2 separate regions of the Homo sapiens genome follow, and region 1 is linked to region 2. Evidence: chromatin loops called from intact Hi-C (ENCODE). Cell type or tissue: CD4-positive, alpha-beta T cell. All regions are shown on one strand. Links, peaks and the distances in the headings refer to the core of each region. The heading gives the core; the rest is flanking DNA.

Region 1 (9,247 bases), core at 999-8,998, 54 kb after region 2:
TGGAGTCTGCTTCGGCAGATTTGTATGGTATAAATTGTCTGCTCACTCCAGTTACAGTGGAAATTACTCAAAATATAAAGACCACACAGGTCCCTGTAACAGAAGATCTTCCTAAAGAGCCTTTGGGCAGCACAAATAGTGAGGCCAAGAAGCGGAGAACTGCGAGCCCACCTGCACTGCCCAAAATTAAGGCCGAAACAGACTCTGACCCCATGGTCCCCTCTTGCTCTTTAAGTCTTCCTCTTAGCATATCAACAACAGAGGCAGTGTCTTTCCACAAAGAGAAAAGTGTTTATTTGTCATCAAAGCTCAAACAACTTCTTCAAACCCAAGATAAACTAACTCCTGCAGGGATTTCAGCAACTGAAATAGCTAAATTAGGTCCTGTTTGTGTGTCTGCTCCTGCATCAATGTTGCCTGTGACCTCAAGTAGGTTTAAGAGGCGGACCAGCTCTCCTCCCAGTTCTCCACAGCACAGTCCTGCCCTTCGAGACTTTGGAAAGCCAAGTGATGGGAAAGCAGCATGGACCGATGCCGGGCTGACTTCCAAAAAATCCAAATTAGAAAGTCACAGCGACTCACCAGCATGGAGTTTGTCTGGGAGAGATGAGAGAGAAACTGTGAGCCCTCCATGCTTTGATGAATATAAAATGTCTAAAGAGTGGACAGCTAGTTCTGCTTTTAGCAGTGTGTGCAACCAGCAGCCACTGGATTTATCCAGCGGTGTCAAACAGAAGGCTGAGGGTACAGGCAAGACTCCAGTCCAGTGGGAATCTGTCTTAGATCTCAGTGTGCATAAAAAGCATTGTAGTGACTCTGAAGGCAAGGAATTCAAAGAAAGTCATTCAGTGCAGCCTACGTGTAGTGCTGTAAAGAAAAGGAAACCAACCACCTGCATGCTGCAGAAGGTTCTTCTCAATGAATATAATGGCATCGATTTACCTGTAGAAAACCCTGCAGATGGGACCAGGAGCCCAAGTCCTTGTAAATCCCTAGAAGCTCAGCCAGATCCTGACCTCGGTCCGGGCTCTGGTTTCCCTGCCCCTACTGTTGAGTCCACACCTGATGTTTGTCCTTCATCACCTGCCCTGCAGACACCCTCCCTTTCATCCGGTCAGCTGCCTCCTCTCTTGATCCCCACAGATCCCTCTTCCCCTCCACCCTGTCCCCCGGTATTAACTGTTGCCACTCCGCCCCCTCCCCTCCTTCCTACCGTACCTCTTCCAGCCCCCTCTTCCAGTGCATCTCCACACCCATGCCCCTCTCCACTCTCAAATGCCACCGCACAGTCCCCACTTCCAATTCTGTCCCCAACAGTGTCCCCCTCTCCCTCTCCCATTCCTCCCGTGGAGCCCCTGATGTCTGCCGCCTCACCCGGGCCTCCAACACTTTCTTCTTCCTCCTCTTCATCTTCCTCCTCCTCTTCGTTTTCTTCTTCATCTTCCTCCTCTTCTCCTTCTCCACCTCCTCTCTCCGCAATATCATCTGTTGTTTCCTCTGGTGATAATCTGGAGGCTTCTCTCCCCATGATATCTTTCAAACAGGAGGAATTAGAGAATGAAGGTCTGAAACCCAGGGAAGAGCCCCAGTCTGCTGCTGAACAGGATGTTGTTGTTCAGGAAACATTCAACAAAAACTTTGTTTGCAACGTCTGTGAATCACCTTTTCTTTCCATTAAAGATCTAACCAAACATTTATCTATTCATGCTGAAGAATGGCCCTTCAAATGTGAATTTTGTGTGCAGCTTTTTAAGGATAAAACGGACTTGTCAGAACATCGCTTTTTGCTTCATGGAGTTGGGAATATCTTTGTGTGTTCTGTTTGTAAAAAAGAATTTGCTTTTTTGTGCAATTTGCAGCAGCACCAGCGAGATCTCCACCCAGATAAGGTGTGCACACATCACGAGTTTGAAAGCGGGACTCTGAGGCCCCAGAACTTTACAGATCCCAGCAAGGCCCATGTAGAGCATATGCAGAGCTTGCCAGAAGATCCTTTAGAAACTTCTAAAGAAGAAGAGGAGTTAAATGATTCCTCTGAAGAGCTTTACACGACTATAAAAATAATGGCTTCTGGAATAAAGACAAAAGATCCAGATGTTCGATTGGGCCTCAATCAGCATTACCCAAGCTTTAAACCACCTCCATTTCAGTACCATCACCGTAACCCCATGGGGATTGGTGTGACAGCCACAAATTTCACTACACACAATATTCCACAGACTTTCACTACCGCCATTCGCTGCACAAAGTGTGGAAAAGGTGTCGACAATATGCCGGAGTTGCACAAACATATCCTGGCTTGTGCTTCTGCAAGTGACAAGAAGAGGTACACGCCTAAGAAAAACCCAGTACCATTAAAACAAACTGTGCAACCCAAAAATGGCGTGGTGGTTTTAGATAACTCTGGGAAAAATGCCTTCCGACGAATGGGACAGCCCAAAAGGCTTAACTTTAGTGTTGAGCTCAGCAAAATGTCGTCGAATAAGCTCAAATTAAATGCATTGAAGAAAAAAAATCAGCTAGTACAGAAAGCAATTCTTCAGAAAAACAAATCTGCAAAGCAGAAGGCCGACTTGAAAAATGCTTGTGAGTCATCCTCTCACATCTGCCCTTACTGTAATCGAGAGTTCACTTACATTGGAAGCCTGAATAAACACGCCGCCTTCAGCTGTCCCAAAAAACCCCTTTCTCCTCCCAAAAAAAAAGTTTCTCATTCATCTAAGAAAGGTGGACACTCATCACCTGCAAGTAGTGACAAAAACAGTAACAGCAACCACCGCAGACGGACAGCGGATGCGGAGATTAAAATGCAAAGCATGCAGACTCCGTTGGGCAAGACCAGAGCCCGCAGCTCAGGCCCCACCCAAGTCCCACTTCCCTCCTCATCCTTCAGGTCCAAGCAGAACGTCAAGTTTGCAGCTTCGGTGAAATCCAAAAAACCAAGCTCCTCCTCTTTAAGGAACTCCAGCCCGATAAGAATGGCCAAAATAACTCATGTTGAGGGGAAAAAACCTAAAGCTGTGGCCAAGAATCATTCTGCTCAGCTTTCCAGCAAAACATCACGGAGCCTGCACGTGAGGGTACAGAAAAGCAAAGCTGTTTTACAAAGCAAATCCACCTTGGCGAGTAAGAAAAGAACAGACCGGTTCAATATAAAATCTAGAGAGCGGAGTGGGGGGCCAGTCACCCGGAGCCTTCAGCTGGCAGCTGCTGCTGACTTGAGTGAGAACAAGAGAGAGGACGGCAGCGCCAAGCAGGAGCTGAAGGACTTCAGGTAAGCTCAGGAGCTGGTGGGAGGGAAAGACCGGGAAGGCGACAGTATCCTTGCCTACGGGTGTTTTTTGGTTTCTTGTTGCTTTTTTTTTTTTTTTTCCCCACTTAAAGGAAATAGCTGTTGTATAAGTTAAAGGCATGAAGGGTCATTGCTTTGGCTGCTTTTAGAGATGAATAAATAGTTCTAATTTCAGACTTAGGACTCACAAAGCAGTGCCACTTCTTTAATGTGGCCAGATGTAAATTGAATTTAAAACTATAGAAAAGCTCTCAAAAGTACTCTAAGAAAAGATGCAATCCTCTCAAACTTCCTTTATGTCTTGGGTAATAGCTCAGTGTCATGTGTCTTATTTTCCGATCATAGAACATTTCTTAGGTTAAGACGGGTCACTAAGTTCATTAGTAAACCATGTTACAATCTTGTTTAATATTTCTGTGACTTCAGCATAGATCTAGTACCTGACACTTTCTTTCAGAATTGCCAATGCTTAAATTTTAATAATTGATTGCATCGGTCAAAACAAAACATAGTCCTTTAAAAAGGTCTTATGCACTGTCCCCCACCTCCTGAACTCAGCCGTAGGACGGTAAACAAGTCAGGATCTGGATGGGAAGCAGAGCAGGAGAGACATGCTTGGAACTCCAGGCAGGACCCTTGCAGCTCTTTCAGGCCTGTGTGATACCCAGGGCATGTCAGCCTCATTTGTCAGTGCCTTTGTTTCCCCAGTAATGATAGAAGGATTTGTCTTAGATTTGAAGTGACTTTACTGCTTTATTCCCTGTGCTTCCTATATTAAGAACTGTTCTCAGTGACAGATGAAGAGAGGGCAGCGGTTAAATTTGTTACATTGGATTCTCAAACTTCCTGAGTCCTTTGTCCGAAGTGGATGTGTATTGGAATTCCTGCTGTTTCTGAATAGTTCAGTCTCATGTGAAAATTACTCATCAGATAGCATTTCTGCAAAATACTTTTAAGTCTTGTCTTTTCACAGGATGCCACCTGACTCTAGGCTTTCATGCTATAGCTTTTGGTGTCTGAAAATTCTTTGGTGTTTTAAGCAAGCAGAATTAGGGATCCTAAGTGTGGACGCGACTGCCATTTTGTAGAGGTCACGAGGACACAGAGGTGCCATTAGCCCTGCATGATTGATGAGGTAGAATTTTTAATGCTGGTGTGCCTTAAATCACAGCTAAAGATAGAGAAGAATCATTAGCTAAGGCTGATTTGAATGATTTACTGTAGGATTAATGGATCAGATTTTTAAAAAGTTACTTCATAAATGTGTTAAATATTTAGTTGCCATAGGTCTGACCAACGCTCGGTCTCTGGCCGCGGCACATACATAGGTAGCATCTTGGAGGTTAGCTCTGCTGAAAATAAGCACCTGTGTTATCAGCTGTCAAAGCTGCTTGCCTTTAGTAATTGAATTGTGCACCTGTTTGTGCTCAGTCTGTGTTCTGGTGGTGCCACACCAACAGGACATGATCAAATTGAGTCCTTTTCAAGTTGCTTGTGTCTTCAACAAGCAGAGTGTGCCTTCATTTTCACAGATTGTACTATAAAACACCTCCCAGGCGGTTGATGCTTTAGAATGTACTGTCTATCCCTTTTGTCTTCAGTATTATCTAAAAGAAATGCTTGTTTTGTACTTGGCCCTACTTACACAGTTCAAGGTTAAAGTTGATTTGGAAAAATTAAGTTCTGCAAAGAAAAGCTGTCAGAGTGACCATAAATTTATGAGGCCTATTCAAATAGCCTCTACCCAGTGTCTTTTGAGTAACCTTTAAGGCTACAAAGGACTAAAGGGCCTTAAAAATCATGTCTCTTCTTTGCCCCAGTTCATTTTCATTATTTTGCTTTGTTTGATAGTTAACAGAGGGTTACCTTGCTGGAGTGAAATTTTGCCTAAAAGGAAGCACAGAAGAATCAGATAAGAAAACACTGGTATTGTCCTAACCGTAGATGGTAATGACAGGCATTGGTGGCAGCTCTTCCTCCTCTGTGTGAGGTGCTGGAACTGTGCTGCGGACACATCTGTAGGTCAGGAATGTGATCCAGGGGTCCACTTACCAAGTCACCATAAACCTGTGATGTGTTCTTGGGAATTAGAAAACAGATGTTCATCAAGATAGATTTTGACTATCTGGACACAAAAGTGGGCATTTCTTTAAAGTGTTTGTTTTGGTCTTAGTACTTTGTAGTGAGTTTAGCACAAAACTGGGATTCCTAAACTTAGACCTGGGTAATATGATGATTGTCATTAACGTGTTGCCCAGGGCTCGTAGAGAGGAGGCCTCAGCCTCAGTGCATATTTGTTGCATTACACTAATAAGGAGTTGTTTGAACTACAGTCGTCTTTCTGTTTAAGTATAGTTCTACTTGTAAATTTCGTGTAGGGATGATTCCTGACACAAGGAATCATCACATCTATTACATGTCGAGGAATACTCACTTTCACTCTGTTTGCAGCTTGCTTTACTTACCCTGTTGGGTACACAGGGATTTCTTACAGAACAGGCAGCACATCCTTGTCCTGTGTTATTTCTTTACAACAAGCTGTGATTAAGAGCTAGTTTTCCATACTCAGATATTTTACATGTGAATGCCACTTTCGGATTCCACAGTTTTTCAAGTACATGCTTGCAATCAGCCATATGATTTTTCCATGAGTTTTCTACTTAACACTGAGGGTCATTTCCTGGAACACAAGCCATGGTGCCAGACAAGGTGTCAAAAAGCCATGTGCTCCAAATATTTTTCTTAGGAGAAAACACAGGAAAGCAGGCATGCCACAGTCATTCAGGTTCTCCTGCTGCAGCTCTTACTACAGTGACCCACCCCCCACCCCTCGCCATGGCTTTCTGGAGTGCTGAGTTTAAATCTGTTGCTAAGGGTTCATTTCCATGGGCTCCAGTAAAGCAGAAAGGGAAGGAAAGAGGTGTATTCTCTACTCACCTCCTACTCATCTTTCACCTTTGTAAACCCCACGGTGTTTTTGGGTTCTTTTTTTTTTTTTTTTTTTAATGAGACAGAGTCTCGCTCCGTTGCCCAGGCTGGAGTGCAGTGGCACGATCTTGGCTCACTGCAAGCTCTGCCTCCCGGGTTCACGCCATTCTCCTGTCTCAGCCTCCCGAGTAGCTGGGACTACAGGTGCCCGCCACCATGCCCGGCTAATTTTTTGTATTTTTAGTAGAGATGGGGTTTCACCGTGTTAGCCAGGATGGTCTCGATCTCCTGACCTTATGATCCGCCCGTCTCGGCCTCCTGCAGTGCTGGGATTACAGGTGTGAGCCACCGTGCCTGGTGTTTTTGGGTTCTTTAATGCTTCTTTTAGAGCCACATTTTTCTTTTCAAACCGAGTTCCCATCGCAGTCAAGAAAAAGGTAGAGAAGCAAAATGAAATTCTAGACCAAGTTTTTCCATTTACCAGGAATTGATTTAAAAAAAAAAGTGCTAATTTCTCATGCCTCCATCTCTGCTACATCCCTTGGAAATAAATGCGTGTAGTTCCTTGCAGGGTGTGTCTTCTGGGTAGGACGCTCGTTCCTAAATGCCTTCAGTCATGTATGTGTTGTCGTCTTAATAACATTTGTCTTACGGTCTATTCACCTTTTTCTTTAACATGGTCAATCATGTAAGGTTATGTTCTGTTGTCATTTATCTTCAGTTTTCTTATTTTCTAGGAACTTCCTGTAGAAAAGCCCCCAAAACAAAACAAACCTTAATTGACTAAAAAGTATTGCATGCTCAACTTAGGATAAGCACTACGGCAAAGGATACGAAATCTACCAAGCTTGCAAGACCAGTTGAAGCTGACTCAAAAATCCTAACATTCAGCTGATTGCCGGCAGGCTTAGAGTCAGGCATCTGCTGCTTCGGTGGGGGCCCAACGCGCATGCTGGGCGCCCGGGTGATTGAGATCCAAAGAGAAGGGCACTGTAAGACAGGCCAGATGAACTGGCTCCTCGTCATGGGACTGGTACCTCAGATCTGAGCATGGCCCTTGTTTTTGGCACGTAGCAGAGAAAGGATTGATTTGAACTTAACCTTGCAAAGCAAGTTGCCTGTTTTAGCAGTAGTTTGTTGTAGGTTTCAGGGATGACAGATTTGGATGCACTCATTTAAAACGTTTTGGTCACATATCAGCTCTTGATGCCTTTCTTTTAAATTAATTATAGACAGAGAGAGGCATTTAGCTGATCTCTTACCCCTGGTATTTCTTTTTTTTGTTGTTTTCGTTTTTTTAAATCACAAGTAGATTGCCAGCGTAATGGAGAGGAAACCAGATTGGATATGGACTCTTTTTTATGCCTATTCTGGTGTTGCGTTTGTATATCCAAATGGACGTTATCCTCTCAGATTCTTATCTGGCACTAATTTATAACTATTATATTATCAGAGACTATGTAGCAATATATCAGTGCACAGGCGCATCCCAGGCCTGTACAGATGTATGTCTACACGTAAGTATAAATGAATTTGCATACCAGGTTTTACACTTGCATCTCTAATAGAGATTAAAAACAACAAATTGGCCTCTTCCTAAGTATATTAATATCATTTATCCTTACATTTTATGCCTCCCCCTAAATTAATGACTGAGTTGGTGGAAAGCGGCTAGGTTTTATTCATACTGTTTTTTGTTCTCAACTTCAAAAGTAATCTACCTCTGAAAAATTTGTAGTTTAATATTTGTTTGGTGAATTTGTGCCACTTTAATCCTTCCACTATCATTCCCATTTTGTTACATTTCTGTTATGGGGACTTTATGTTGAAATATTGTATAAAGCATTTGTAGCAATTTAAAAATAAAATATTTAAAATTATTTAAATTGTTTTGGACGCTTCAATTGTATTATATGTGATTTACATTTCACTTTTTTTGTTGGCGTTGTTAACCCGGAGAGTGCTCCTGTATTGAACTTTGCTGTTAGTTATTTTATTGCTTCTTTTTGGAGAGTGCTATAAAAGACTATTCTAATGAAAACATTAAAATTTACAATTTGACATACAAAAAGGGGTTGTCCATTGATTTTAACCAATGTAGCACTGAGAGAGAGAGAGGTTAATTATAGATAGACAAGAGTGGTGTTTGTTGTTTTTCCCCTCCCAGCATTGAAATCATTGGGGCTTGTCAGATGTATTAAAAAAAGATTTGTTGTGCTATTGCTGCAAACACTTAATAACTAGAGGAGAATTTAAACAATGCATTTTATATTATTGTAACCAATAAAAAACTTTCTAAACATCTGTGAAAGGACTGCATTTTGTACATAATTGGGAGCAGTTAGGGGGTAAAACAAGGTGTGTGTGGAGGATTGTTCAGAGCCCGCACTCTAATTTAAAAGTGCGGCGTCTACTCAGCCCACCTGGCGTCTGTTCACTTGTTTCTATTTGACAGTAACTGAATATGTGCTCATTCCAGTTGGATTTCTATGTAGAGGGTGGACGTGTAGTCAGACAACGGTGCCGAGAAGTACCTTGTGAACTCACTCGGGTAAGAGTAAAATACAAAATAATTTCATCTGTGGGGTCTCTGTGCTTCCTAAAAGTTTACTGTAGTTTGTGGATTGATGTTTATTTCTATGGGCTTCCAAAGAATGAAACCAAAAAGTTGTGACATACTCAGTTTATGTGAAATTGCTGGGGTTTTTTAAGATTAAAAATGGCTGACTATAAGCGGTTTCCTATAGTTCATCATCATAGCACTTTGCTAACCACATCTGTCTGTCACTCCTCAGGGAAAGGTGGTGAAGGGATAGCCAGCTTCCCTTGGCCAGATGTTCTGGCATACGATATTCCTCCCTTAGAAAAACACGGAGGAGAGAGGTTGGTGGGAATCTGGAACTGGTCTTCGATATTAGTAGTTTTAAACAAATGAGGCTTCAACACACAGCAGTGCCCTGTGAGGAGTTGAGTGTTGTGAGAAAGAGCACGGTCTTGGATGAGAACTGGATTTCCATCCTAACCCAT
Region 2 (9,247 bases), core at 477-8,476:
AAAGGTCATCCTGGGTCAGAGAAAATGTATCAGGAAAGCAGTAGAAGGGCCCTTCAGAGGCTCCCCAGCAAGGTCAAAACTCGTGAATCAAAATCTGTCCAAGGTTTCTTGTCTCAGGGAGCAGGAACAGAGAAGTTCTTCCTCTAGCCAGTGGGCTTCATGAGGAGGGGGTCCTAGCATGGTGCTAGCTCTGAGCAGACACTCAGGGAGTATGTGTTAATGACTGACGGATGGGCTGAATGAAGGAGAGACGCTTTGGCGATTAATTGGGGGAAGAGAAGCGGGTAGTGACTTTCTTTGAGTTTGAGGTAGGAAGTTGGAAACATCGAATTAATGAGATCAATTAATAGTTAATAACTAAATGACATTAAATTGACTTAAATTTAACATGTTAAATTTAATACATACTGTTCCAGATCTGTTCATTGATACATGTTTAAAGACTGTACTTCATTAAGCAGTCAAATAATGAGTCCTCATTGAGGTCAGCTAATAGGGAAGCAGAGAAGTTCTTTAGCTTCTTTCATATCACAGTGATCAGTGTTAAAAACCCATGAGACAGGAACATACTTCTATTCAGGGGCAGCAAGGACAGGGCGTACTGGGAGACGCCAGCAGCTGGGGTGCCTTGCGGAGCTTGCGATCTGCTCTCTGCTCTCTGCTTGATGACTTCTATTCTGCTTATTCTGGGTAGACAAGCGAATGGCGATGAGTGTTTCTCAGAGACCTTACCCCTGCCTGCCCCTCCTGCCTCAGTTCTAGCTGCTTCTCCTACCTTCTCTGCTCTGGACACATGGGTCTTTTTGCCTGGATACTGCGTTTCCTCTTAATTTGAGATTTGGTCCTGGCTGTTTTCTTTTCCTGACATGTTTCCCCAATATTGTCACAGATTCCCTTTCTACTTCTAGAGAGGCCTCAGCATTCTGTCTGAACAGGCATCTCCATCCCTACTCCATGACTGTGTTCCTTTTTTTTTTGAGACGGTCTGTCAGCCAGGCTGGAGTGCAGTGGCACGATCTCGGCTCATTGCAACCTCCACCTTCCGGGCTCAAGCAATTCTCTTGCTTCAGCCTCCTGAGTAGCTGGGATTACAGGCATGAGCCACCACGCCCAGCTAATTTTTGTATTTTAAGTAGAGACGGGGTTTCACCATCTTGGCCAGGCTGGTCTCGAACTCCTGACCTCAGGTAATCTGCCCGCCTTGACCTTCCAAAGTGCTGGGATTACAGGCGTGAGCCACCACGCCTCGCGTTCCCCTCTTTTTTTTCATTCGCCACTGATCGGAAGGCATGTGTCCCCTTTTTTGTGCTTGAGTTTTCTACAGGGCATCAGCCATTGTATGTATGTGTTTAATTTTGTCTCTATTTCTTACCAGAGTGATGCCGTGTTGAGGCAAGCGTGCTGCCTAGAACATTGCCTGGCCTGTAGCAGGGATTTGGAAATATAGAAATAAATAAATAGAGTAGATGGTGCAACTTATTTTAGACAAGATCAATCTGGGAAATAGTGCCAGGATCAAATTGTGATTCTTTAGTATAAGAATCAAGATGAACCTGTTTAGATATGATATTACATCTTATCCTGTCAGGATATGTACCAAGAAGAGATCCCAGTTTATGAGTATGTGGGGGAGAGAATTTTTTGAAAACATTCCTTTGTTCCTAAGGTTCACTTGTACATTGGTTGCTTGGAATTAATGGCATACCACATTTTCTAAAAAAGGATTCTTATATTGATCCAGAAGAATACCTACCTCAATTTCAAGAAATTCAGGCACATGTGGAGGAGATACTTCCTGATAGATGACCCAGCTCTTTCATTTATTTCTATCCCTCCTTTTTAAAAAAAGCTTTAAGTTAGCTTACAAAGAGCCATGTACTCATTCAAGTATTTAAGTGACAACAAACATTTGAAATCTACTGCTAAGCTGGGGGAACACAACACTGAATAAGATAGACACCATCTGTCTTCACTGCAGTCTCACAGAGGAGGCACACAGTAAACACACAGCTATACAAATAAGCATTTAAAATTGTGGTAAGAGCTGTGAAGGAGAACCAAGGAAGAAAAGAGGGTGGTTCTATTTCAGAAGTCCAGCCCATGAATCTACCTTCTACTTCTCAAATCATTGATTTTCTAGAAATGTTCTAGGCAGTTTGCAGCCATAGCCACGGCCATGGAGAGTCCAGCGGGGCTGTGGGGAAGAAGGGAGGGAGGGCCCTGGGGCTGCCCAGCGTCTGGGTTGTGCTGCTGTGAACTGAGGTGCTCTGTTGTAGTTTGGTCTTTTTGTAATGTGAAGGATACGACAATAACAGAAAAAGCTTTCCTCTGCTGGGTGTATGAGTCCAAAAGGAAAAACCAATGGGTCTAGTGGGACAAGATGTGGAATAAAGGAGTAATTTAAAAGAAAAAAAAGACAAAAAATAATGGGTTGACTTAAAACAGATAAACAAATACATAGGATTTTTTGGTATTTCTTTTTCCCATGGCTTCTCTGCTGAGGTCCTTCATGTTCTCGGGCGCTTCAGAAATTTTAATACATGTGATCTCTAACTTGTACTCAAGTTACACATTTCTTGTGGGAGTGACCATTCCTGCCTTAAGCACCATCTCCTGCTGACATTTCCATGGAAATCTGGAAGTTTTAGGTCAGAGGTTCTTAGATGATATTCCAGCAGAATCTTAAGTGAAAACTCCTTGATGATTAGGACTGACTATAGGCACTCGAATCAGACAGATATTCAGATCCAGGCTTTGAGCCCTTTAAGCAATGTCTCTAAGCTCTAATTCCCTGCTCTGTGTGGAGAGGGGGAGACACTGATAATACCTGTCTCTTGGACTATTTGGAGTACATTCTACCCAGCATGTAAGACAGCACAGTGCCTTGAGCGAGGAAGTTCTCAGTAAATACGAAGTTGTCATTAGAATTACTGTGAAAGTGCCTGGAAGTATCCGTTTAGGTTAGCAGACATGGTGACTTTTCAAAGCGGCTGTGCTCCTGGGGAGGATAAATGGTGCTGAGTGTTTGCCTAGGGTCCCAGCTGAGACGGAAGAAGAAAATCCCCTTTTACTTTACTAAATGGCCAGTGCTGATAGGACATCACTCTGGCTAATATTTGTTAATGTCACTTACTTTATCAGTGTTATGAAATAATCATTATGTAGCTTAGGATGCCAATGCCAACTACCAGTGTAATACCTTTTCCCTCTTTGGAAATAAATTGTTCACATTTCCAAAAATCCAGCTTATAGATTAAGAATTTAAAAATGGGGACACTATATTTAGAAGTGAAAAATGTCTATGGTTAATTTATTCACACTTTAGCTAATTAAAAATACCATAAGACCATTTTCTGGGGCTAATTGGCTATCTTATGTTTTGGAAAATGTTTCAGGGATATTGTTGGGACAAAGGTGTAAATCAAGCAGGAACAAAGCATTTGTGTGTCTGAAATGGAGGCTCAGTTGGCTCGGCTCTGCACGAGAGACAAACCTGTCTCTAGATGCCCTCTCTTGGGCTCTCGAGCTTGAAGCAGGCCAGAGAGTAGATGACCATGTTTATAATGACTGTGAGATTTATTTCTCTTGAAGTAGACTGTTGATAATTAATAAGCCAAAAATTGAAATGCTGAGAGTATGCCAGTTTGGATGATATTCTTTTCTTGGTACATATATTCTTGAAGACGACAAGAGCTTCCTGGTTGTGGGAAAAATTAATCTTTTTTGTTTGGGGTTTACTTTTGCCTGTGTTGGTTCATTTAAAAGTCCTGGAGAAGTGTTTCCCTGTGCAGTGAAATGAAACACACTCAGACTACAAAGCCTATCATTCTTAGCAGTGCCGTGATGTGCACATCAGCTCCGTAGGATATATGGTGTACTGGTTACTAGACCCTTGGTGTTCCTTTGATTTGAAAGTTAATGAGAAAATAACAGTCATATTCTCCCAGTTGGCTCAAATCTCTCCCTTCCTTACATACATATCTAATAGTAATCTTTTCTTAAGATTATGATGAATTCCAGCCTAAACTTTGATAAATAATTTAAAAAAATTCTCTGTTTCTTAGCAACTCTGTGATATCCTGGTGACTTTGCTGTTTAGTGACTTGGTAAACAGTGGTAAATTACTGTTTCCTGGAAAGGTGGCACTTGCAGTAAGGGACCACAATAAGTTGTCGTGTTTTGGGGTGGAATATTCAAGCCCCATCCAGTTAGGGGTTGTTGCTGGAGGGCAACATGGATGGGGCAGGGTTGGAGGGCCCCAGTAGCCTTTGTGGTGTGTGCTGAAAGCATTCATTGAAGTGGGCAGTGTTGGTTTTTATTTTTTAAATGTGCTAAGGTACTGATGGTAGCCTTTGATTTAGAAGTAAGCTTATGCTATATTTTGCTGCCAGATTCTATTTGTGTTTAAAGCAGTATGGTGGCAGAGATTATCATATTTTGGAAATGGCCACAGGTGGCTGGAACAAAATAGAGTAACACAGACATGCTTGAAGGTTGCAGTGGTTTCCTTTGGACAGTTACAAACAAGCATCAAAGCAGCTCCTCAAATGCTTGACATCATCGTTTTGGTCTGTCTTGCCAGCTTCAGGTTTCGGTTACATTTTTGCATACTTGCTTATTGAACCAGAAAAAAAAAAAAACCCATGATTTGAGTTTTCTTTCTTTTGCTGTGATCCTTCCATTTCTTGACTTGCAGAACACTACTGAGCCTGTGGCGGCCACCGAGACCCTGGCTGAGGTACCCGAACATGTGCTGCGAGGACTTCCGGAGGAAGTGAGGCTTTTCCCTTCTGCTGTTGACAAGACCCGGATTGGTGAGTGCTCCTCCTGTCACGGAGCAAGTCAGGCAGTAAAGAGCAGGTGGCAGTGAGGCTTCCTGCAGGGGCATGTCAGGTAGGGAGCGCACCATAAAAGCAGCAATTTACCCTTGACTTAGAAGATTATATGGTGTTGATGCATTTTCTAGTCAAGAATCCAGGTTGGACATGGGTTGTAAAAATAAAACCAGGAACACACAAACAGACACACACACAAACACACACACACACACGTAGGTCCCATCCCTCTTGCCTGAGTGTCCTCCTCCTCTGAGTCTCCCTGCTGAGCCTCACCCCACAGAACGTGTTGTTCCCTTCTCTCTGATTTCACCATGAGGAGCATGATTGTACCATTATATTCACTTCATTGTTTTGTAATATTTTTACACTTGGCTCTGTTATTGCTTGTGAGTGCCTTTATTTCTTATGTATCTTTGTGCCTCCAGTACCAGATACTTTGTGGACCCTCAGTAGATACTTGAATGAATGACATGCTGTGAGTGTATCTAAATTCTTCTGGCTGGGATTTCTCCTTGAACACAAACCAGGCGCGTGTGTGTTTGGTTTTTATGTGGCCTAATCTTTAGACAGAAGCTAAGGAAGTAAATTGTAAAACTTTAGTCAAAATACAGTCTTGGAATATATCATATTTATATCCCTGTTTCTTTTTTTTAGATGTACTTCCGATATCCCAATTTATATGTACATATGTATGAAAAAATTTTAATACATGCTTTTAAAAATTCTCATTGGAAACTTATTCATTGAGCAGTTTGAACATATTGTTCAAATGAAAGTGGTTGATTTTATAGCTCAACTGATTGTTGACTTACATAGCGGACTTACAGAGAAGTGGAATTTGTACATCCTAGCAGGATAGGACTGGCCCAGCCTTTACCCCCCATTCTGTATATGAGGAAACTGAAGCCAAAAGGTGAGGGAACCGATCTAAAGTGATGCTGTTGACTGCTGGGCCAGACTCCTGCCATTTTACTGTCTGCTTGCTCATTATATCGCTTTCCGTTATGGTCAGTGCATAGTAAATAGAAACAACCCTAAGAATACTGTGGATGAACAGCTATTTTGGCTGTTAGAAACTCTGAAAAGTGAGCCGTTCCAGTAGCTAAGTTTTCAGGAAGCTTAGTTAGGCAGGAAAGGGTTTTCTACTTTAAAGCAAATGAACTTCAAAACTATTTATTCATAAAACTATATTTCTAACCCTTTATAAGAACAAGTCATGTTCATTAGAGACAATTTGAACTTTATAAACAAGCAGACAGAGGAGTTCAAAAATCAGTTGTAGTTTCACTCCATTCCAATATTTTTTCTCTTCAGTTGTTGTGACTGTGTTATTCAAGTATTTGTGATCCTACTGTACGGGTAGTGTTACATGTAAAACATTTTAAAAGTATATAAAACATTTTTTTCTAATCGTAAAACAATATAGGTTCTTTATAGAACAGAAGAGTATAAAGAAGAAAAATAAAAATCCCCATTGAGGACTTGACTTAATTTAACTTGATCTCAGGCTATTTTAACATTAGCTTGATTTAGGCAGTCTAGCCTTTTAACTGTTTTGTGAAACTTAAGCGATTTTAATGGTTTCAATCTTTAAAATAACCATGATACATTATAAAAATACTGATTTTATTTTCTAGGTGTCTGGGCCACTAAACCAATTTTAAAAGGCAAAAAATTTGGGCCATTTGTTGGTGATAAGAAAAAAAGATCTCAGGTTAAGAATAATGTATACATGTGGGAGGTAAGAAGTAATTCTGATTCTTTGTTTTTCAGAGTTTTATGAAATAATTATTCTGTTCTCTCAGAATTTGACATTTTGAATTTAAAACAATCATTTTAATGTGTTCTTTAAAGTCAAGAATATTTTTATTAAAGAGAAAATGTGTTTCCCTGGATACAGACTGCTATTTATATATGCTTTTGTATTTTGAAACTGCTTGGCTGTCCTCAACAATAAATGTCAAATCCATGTTTTACATTGCCGTGTCCAGGGTGTTTTGCTTTGCAACTAAGACCGTGACTTCCTGTTTGATGGTTTGTCACTTCACAGGCCGCCACATAAACCCCATAAAAGACACTCTATGGTGGCTGCAAAGAAAGCACTGTTAGGTTCTTCTCTATATTTTAGAAAGTAATTTCTATGTTGCTAGGATATTCAGTTGGATATATTTAGCATATGGCACATATATAGAGCTTGTAATTTTTCAGGAGTTTTTCATCTATTAATTTCATGTTTTCCCAGCAATTCTGGAAGACAGCAGGGCATCTGCACACTCCTTTGAGAGGAGAAGCAGTCAGGAGACAGAGCTGAGCTCTCCTTCCCTGGGGGGCTCCACCCGGGAGGCCTGTAGATGCAGAACTAGAATGCATCTCTCCTGCCTCACTGGGAGGCAGTTAAGGTTTTCATTGCATTGCCTGAGTTCAAATCCTACCTCTAGCTTCGTGACTTGCAGCAGGGGACATAGCCTCTGGGCTAGAAAACCCTCAATTAAAAAAATAGAGATAGAAGATATCTCCTAGGATAGTTGTGAAGATAAAATTTGTCGTTGTTGCTTTTGTTGTTCCCTGGGGTATTGCGTAGGAATTCAGCATTTGTGATGAATTTAGTTCAAGTCAGTGCCCCCTGGAAGCCCCCCTGAGTTCTTAAAGGAGCTCCATGGTGTGACTCCTTTTCAAAACAAGTTAAGTTTTTGGATGATGAGAAAAAGCATTCCTGTCAGATTGTCTGAAACTGAATCACATCTGTTTTTTCACACATTAACATAGAAAAGCCTAAAAATAAAGTATGGCTAGGAAGTGTGTGGACACTTTTCATCAAGAAGTTCTGTGGCATTTGTATGGTTGAAGTATGCTGCTATTTTTCTTTATGCTCTAAGCTGTTTCCCAACTTGAAAAATCTGACAGTTTCTCCCAATAATTTTGAGTTATTTGTTTCTTATGAATTTGTTATAATGTATCTTCTGACTATTAACGGGGGGTGTCTTAGGAAATGAGGATTTACCACAAGAGTCATTGCATTCTGTTATTTCACCACTTTTGAGGTGTAAGAGTTCTGTATTTGTAGAAAAACTGCCCGGCCAAAAAATGTGAATTACTAAAGATAATGCCTGCATGATTAAAAATGTCTTGACCACAAAATTATGCTCCCAAATAAACTGCATTTTTAATTTTAGATGTTTCCCAAGGGAAACTAACAAATTGGCTCACCAGGTTTAACACTACGTTTAGTGAGAATAATGTCAAGGAACCAGAAACTGCTTTCTCTAGTGCTGTGTTTATAACACTAATCTTGAACAAATGCCATCAATATTAAACTTAAGTTAGTAGTACCTATTTTATCCCATGTAACAACTTGATGTTGTTGGGCATATTGTATAATTTATTAATAGTGCTTTTTGTACATTAAGCTTCATTTGCATTGAGATTCATACATAGTATGACTTGATAGTTGTTGAAAATTTGGAACCATGACTTATTAGAATTTCTTCTATAAACCTGTTAACATCCCATTGTTAATGTAAGATACTTCTTATATACTGTACTACTAGAGTTTGCAAATCTTTGATAAGAATCCTAGTTCTTATCAAGGGTGCCTTTTGTCTTCCTGCAATTAAAAAAAATCTCATTCAAGTAGTTCTGACTACAAAATATACATCTGATATAGAAACCTGTAAGCCTTTTGCTCTGTTAAAATAAAAGTGAATAGATATGACATACATGTGTAAGTATGTATATGGCAAAGGAAGTATCAATTATAATGTAAATATTTCTTAGAAGAAAATGACATTGAGGTAAGACTTAGTAGTTTCCTACTAACTTATTCCAACTCTGCTCTTACCCTCAGACCTGCATCAGAATGCCTTGTATTAATGTAACAGAAATGGCTTATCATCAGAATCTCATCTTGGCATTTGTTCTTCCATCAAAGCCCCTAAGACCAGCTTATCTTTTAGCAGCAGGGTCTTAGACCCCAGCCAGAATTCCATTTTAAAGCTAATCTAAGACAAAGTGTTAAATTGCTCTCCTTGAGCCCTTGATTATCTAACCCAGTCTTAAGTCCTCTAAGCTTTCACTGAAAACATTCTGTTAAATCAGAAATAACAGGAGAGAAACAGTAGAGTATCCTCAGGGTGAATGCACAAAATAGGTTCTCACAAGAAGAGAGCGTTCTTCGATGAGTTTCTGGCAGGGAGCCGCTAGCTAGCTGGCGCTCGGGACTTGGTGTTTTCGTTCTCTTGACTCTCCCCATCCGCACTGAGTAATCTGCCATATTTTAAAACCACCTCTGATAAAAGCCTTTTAGATGTACTTTTATGGGATTCAAATTGCTTCTAATTAACAGAACTTTAGAATTGCTTGGGTAAGAATTATTTTAGTAAGCTTTTTTTTTCTTTTCTTCTTTTTCTTTC

What was found. Hi-C counts contacts between places; a loop is a spot of excess contacts. Peaks named below come from ENCODE experiments on the same cell type or tissue, not always from the same donor. Only the 100,000 strongest peaks of a DNase experiment are listed, where the experiment ranks them.
Region 1: it touches region 2 in a loop (1.9-fold over the local background); 9 of 110 quality-filtered maps call a loop at or near these places.

The regions. Positions count from the first base shown.
Region 1 is chr1:13,779,558-13,788,804 of GRCh38, forward strand. It overlaps PRDM2 (PR/SET domain 2), which reads left to right. Exons shown (of 10, transcript NM_001393986.1): 8 at 1-3,274. Among named protein-coding and RNA genes, the nearest start is that of PRDM2, 84 kb to the left of the region's middle. RefSeq lists a silencer at 1,336-1,504 and an enhancer at 2,595-2,754. In CD4-positive, alpha-beta T cell, for the core only: no CTCF peak of the experiment used is centred there; no DNase peak of the experiment used is centred there.
Region 2 is chr1:13,726,304-13,735,550 of GRCh38, forward strand. It overlaps PRDM2 (PR/SET domain 2), which reads left to right. Exons shown (of 10, transcript NM_001393986.1): 3 at 4,697-4,814; 4 at 6,476-6,579. Among named protein-coding and RNA genes, the nearest start is that of PRDM2, 31 kb to the left of the region's middle. RefSeq lists enhancers at 4,468-4,777, 4,838-4,897, 5,118-5,207. In CD4-positive, alpha-beta T cell, for the core only: a CTCF peak has its summit at 4,658; DNase peaks (open chromatin) are centred at 4,778 and 6,878; H3K4me3 peaks cover 1,772 bases; H3K27ac peaks cover 5,493 bases.